2 separate regions of the Homo sapiens genome follow, and region 2 is linked to region 1. A link is an interaction called in ENCODE POLR2A ChIA-PET data of the cell type or tissue named here. Cell type or tissue: PC-9. All regions are shown on one strand.

Region 1 (2,500 bases):
TGTTGAAGTATTATTTACATATAGAAAAGCACATGTTAAGTAAATGTACAATTCAATGCATTTCACAAACGAGTACACACCTGGGAACCAGGCCCCCAGAACTACCCGCTGCTTCCTCTGGTTTCACTGGCCACACCCTCCTGGCCATGGATAGCCATCATCCTGACTTCCAGCACCACAGAGTGCTTTTGCTGCTTTTGGGACTTTAAATGAACAGAATCATACCATACATACTCGTGTATGTGTCTGCTTTTACTCAGCAATGCATTTGAAATATGGATAGACCACAATTTATTTATTCGTTTTACTACTGATGGACATTTAGGCAGTTTCCAGTTTTTGCCTCTTATGAAAGTGCTATGAAAATTGTAGTACCAGTCTTGTGCATGCAAGTATTCACTTCCGTGGGTAAACACTTAGGATTAGAAGCTCTAGGTCATAAGGCAGGTGTATGTTCAGCTTCTTTTTTTCTTTTTGAGACAGAGTCTCACTCTTTCACCGAGGTTGGAGGGCAGTGGCATAATCTCAGCTCACTGCAGCCTCGACCTCCCAGGTTCAAGAGATTCTCATGTATCAGCCCCCTGAGTAGCTGGGATTACAGGCGTGTGCCAACACGCCCAGCTAATTGTTGTATTTTTAGCAGAGACGGGGTTTCACCATGTTGGCCAGGCTGGTCTTGAACCCCTCACTTCAAGTGATCCACCCGCCTCGGCCTCCCAAAGTGCTGGGATTATAGGCGTGAGCCACCGCACCTGGCCGGCTTTAGCTTTTAAAGGCTCCCAGGTGATTGTAAACCCCCAGCCAACTAAGAAACCATGGGAAGAATCCTGCCCCCACCCCTCCTTTCTTTGTGGCTTCTCTCCAAGGCCAATCCACCTGCCTGGGCTCTGAAACTGGGGTCCTGACCCTCCTGAGCCTTCTTCACCCTGGCCCTCTTGAGTTTCAGGAACTTCCTTGACAAGGCAGGGAACCCCACTGTCAATAAGCTTTCCTTCATCTGTTTAAGGCCTGGGGGCCCATTTCCTAGGTTGTACCACAGAAGTCACAAGACCAGCTTTTCCAGGTGGCAGAGGCCGGCTCTGAACCACACTGTGTCCTTCCCGAGAGACTCCCTATGTGCTCTCAGGGCCACAGTCCTCACACACAGTCAGAAACTGGGTGACAAGACCTTTCCTGATGGCAAACTAGGATTCTGTGGAGAGAGGCAGGCTTATTATCATCAATGTGCTGAAACTTGAAGATAAAAGGTAATTTCCTTCTTTTGCAAAAATAATGTCATTATTGCTGTCTTGCACTTTCTTTTTTTTTTTTTTTTTTTTTTTTTGAGATGGAGTCTTGCTCTATCGCCCAGGCTGGAGTGCAGTGGCGCAATCTCGGCTCACTGCCAGCTCTGCCTCTGGGTTCGTGCCGTTCTCCTGCCTCAGCCTCCGGAGTAGCTGGGACTACAGGCGCCCGCCACCACGCCCGGCTAATTTTTTGTATTTTTAGTAGAGAAGGGGTTTCACCGTGTTAGCCAGGATGGTCTTGATCTCCTGACCTTGTGATCCGCCCGCCTCGGCCTCCCAAAGTGCTGGGATTACAGTTGTGAGCCACCCGGCCCGGCTGTCTTGCACTTTCATAGAAGCTGTACCTCCCTTTTTATTTTCTCAGATGACATTCCATATCTAGGACAACTGCTTTGTCCTTTCCACTGACTGGAGGAGGGGAGAAAAATCCAATAATCGAGTCTCATACTGAGTGTAAGGGGGTGAGGCTTAGTGAGTTGGGGTCCCACTCAGCTCCCCTGGCAGCGGGCTCCAGAGGGGCGGGAACTCAACCTCATCACAATCCCTTCTTCCAGGAAGGGTTCTGAGAACACCCAGGCCGGGAACGGGCTTGCTCTCCCATCACTGCCTGTAGCAGCTTTGAGATGAAGGGGGGATGTGGAGGGCCAGAGGCCTATCTTCCCAAGACCTACCAAGTGACCCTGGCCACAGCCAGCGGAACCATGGTGTGCTCCAGGCCCAGGAAAAGCCATCACAAGCTGACCAGCAGCCTCTTTAGAGTGAAAAGATGAGCCGGCCTGTCAGATTCCCTTCCTAAGGAATCCTAACTGGGAAATCCGAGATGTGGAGGTATGCAGCCAGGAGGGAACAGGCGAGAGAGAGCCAGGTAGGTGCGAGCTGCAGCTACACTAGAGCTGAACCTCTGGGTGCCCCCGGAGACTGGCTCTAGAGCGAGGGAAGAGGGGGCAGGAGGCAGAGAGAAGCAGGGGGCCATGGGCCAGGCCTCCAGTCTAGGAGAGCACGAACTGGCTCCCCTAAGATGCCCATTAACTCCTGCATTTGTGTCTCCACAAAATGGCAAACAGAGAAAAAAATTATCCCCTCTGTGACCTGCAGATCGTCAGGGCTACTGTGAGGATCTGCAAGAGGTCTTGACTCAGTCTGGGGTGGGGCTGGGGACACCCATAACCCTGCCCATTGAGCAGGACGTCCCCGACTAGCACTGGTGAGCGCTG
Region 2 (2,500 bases), 180 kb after region 1:
TGGGCCAGGTCAATTCACAGCTCCATACTTGAACCCTAAAACTACATTGTTACAACACAAAAGGACAAGCAGACCTTCAAGGCAAAGACCACACTCAAGGCAGAATCTGCAGGGCCATCCAAGCAGACAGGCTACAAACCCATCTCCACAGGAGACTCTACAGGGAGACCAATGAGGACTTAACCTAGGAGCAAGGGTGAGGAAAAACTATACCCCATCCTCTGACTTCTTGCCCCCACTCCCAACCCCACACATCATGGAGCCCCAATATCATTGTGTGGAGAATTCATCTGCATATCTACCCAGGCAGCCATCCAAAAGACAGCCGAAGTCCTGAGCTTTAGTTCTAATCCTCTGGGGCTCAGCCTGCCACATAAGGAGAAATCACAACTAATCCATATGCAACTACCATGGCTCGCTGCCCTCATGACAAAATAAGAGAGGCCACACAAACACCAGGTTTATCTGAACTATTACTTGGAAGACAGAAAAATACCTAATCTTTCGATTTTTAAAAAATTTATTTTTCTAAAAGACACCTGCACTGTACTCCCTAAATCTGTAGTCTTTTGGAGAGTCACAGACTCCTTTGCAGATCTGCTGAATAGGAAAACACTTTTTTTCCCAGAACAATGCCCCTAATTTAAGGGCTGTTTCTCCAGAATTACAATTCTTCCACTCCCTGCCATCAATCTCATGGTGAAGAATCCCTGTCCGAAGTTCTCTCAGTGACTCATCTGGGTTTGGGCTGAAAGAAGTAGATACGGGGGCATGGCTGCTGTTTAAACAAATTATGAGAGGGATGTTTGGGGGAGGCAGCAACATGAGAGCTGGCAAAACAGGAGGGACACTAGGTCATTGTAAAGGATGTAAATAGGGTATCACCACTGTGGTTTTCCGCCTCCAAGTTGCTACTTTGCCTGGCTATGAAGAGGGCAGGAAATAGGCAGGGGACAGTAGTACAGCCGCCTCTACACACACCCGCCCACACCCTGAACACTGAGAAGCACCAACGTGTGGGAAGCACAGTATGGCAAACAGCCCGGTCAGCCAGCAATGTCATGAGCACATGTGCCATGAGTCTGGCTGGAACAGCAGGAAATTGAGAAGCCTCCAGGGCTTAGGAGGTAGCATGAAAAACAGACCAGAGGGCTGGGAAATCAGGACAGGTTGCTTCTGGTTCTGGTTTTGCTGCTGCCAAGCTGAGCAAGTCTCAGGGCTCCCATTTCCTTCCCTGTAAACAATGGCAGGGTGGGACCAGATTCCAGCTACTCCTCTTCAGATCTAAGACCTTGTGATTCCATAGACAGATAATACACTCCAGGGTCCCATTCCAGGACCACAGCCTGCTACCTCTGCAGCTCACTCATCTCCCTGCTTTCATGTAAACCTACTCTTCTCTTTGGGTTCACTGAAAACTTTGTATCTTTTTTTAAAATCAAAACAGTTGTATAGGCCTGGTGCGGTGGCTCAGGTCCATGATCTCAGCACTTTGGGAGGCTGAGGCAGGCGGATCACTTAAGGTCGGGAGTTAGTGACCAGCCTGGCCAACACGGTGAGACCCTGTCTCTACTAAAAATACAAACAAATTAGCTGGTCATGGTGGTGGGCCCTGTAATCCCAGCTACTCAGGAGGCTGAGGCAGGAGAATCACTTGAACCCAAGAGACGGAGGCTACAGTGAGCAGAGACTGCACCACTGCACCCCAGCCTGGGCAATAGAGTGAAACTGTCTCAAAAAAAAAAAAAAAAAAAAAAAAAAGAGTAGTACATACTGGTTAAAAAAAAAATCAAACAGTACTACCAAACAGTAGAAAATATTTACGATTAAAAAAAAAAAGTATCTTTGGTACCCTTCCTTAGTCCCCTCAGTAAAGAGACAAACATCACTGGTAGTTTTCTACCCCTGTAGTACCTTATAGAGTAATTTTGCCTTATTCATCACAGACAGGTCACCTCTGGACATGGAATTCTAATAACAAGGACGCTCTATCACCAAAGTCCTACTGTTGAACCTTCTCCAGACTCCAGTACTATGACCCCTCCATTTCCCTTCTGTTCTCAGTCTTCTCTCATTCTTGCTTCCTTCCCTGCTGGCCTACATGTAGTGATTCATCACCTCAAACGCAATCTAGCCAATACTCCCAACGATCTGTCTCTTTTCTTCTGTCACAACCAATGGGCAAAACTTTCAACCCTGGATCAATCTAACATCTGCCTGCTGTGCCCCTGACCCCGGCTACTGTACCCTACTGGAGGGAAGGGAGAAAAATCACAAAACAGCAGGACTGGACCACTGCAAAATAATGGTCTCCATCTTGGCTGGGCCCTTGATGCTACCCTGAAAATCTTCTATCTCCATCATTGCTTCATTCTATTCTCTACACCTTCCTCAAGTCTACTTGATCACCACCTCCCTTATGCTCAGCAGACAATCAGAAGAGAACTTTCAACTATCCCTACCCTCTTCCCCTCTCCTCGCTGACAAAAATATCTGCAAC

What was found. Peaks named below come from ENCODE experiments on the same cell type or tissue, not always from the same donor. Only the 100,000 strongest peaks of a DNase experiment are listed, where the experiment ranks them.
Region 2: POLR2A ChIA-PET joins it to region 1 with 20 read pairs; 1 of 35 experiments calls an interaction of 5 or more read pairs at or near these places.

What each region holds. Positions count from the first base shown.
Region 1 is chr15:72,177,270-72,179,769 of GRCh38, forward strand. All of the region lies in intron 1 of GRAMD2A (GRAM domain containing 2A), which reads right to left. Among named protein-coding and RNA genes, the nearest start is that of GRAMD2A, 19 kb to the right of the region's middle. In PC-9, no CTCF peak of the experiment used is centred here; a DNase peak (open chromatin) is centred at 1,042; H3K27ac peaks cover 680 bases.
Region 2 is chr15:72,357,959-72,360,458 of GRCh38, forward strand. All of the region lies in intron 1 of HEXA (hexosaminidase subunit alpha), which reads right to left. Among named protein-coding and RNA genes, the nearest start is that of HEXA, 17 kb to the right of the region's middle. In PC-9, no CTCF peak of the experiment used is centred here; a DNase peak (open chromatin) is centred at 1,103.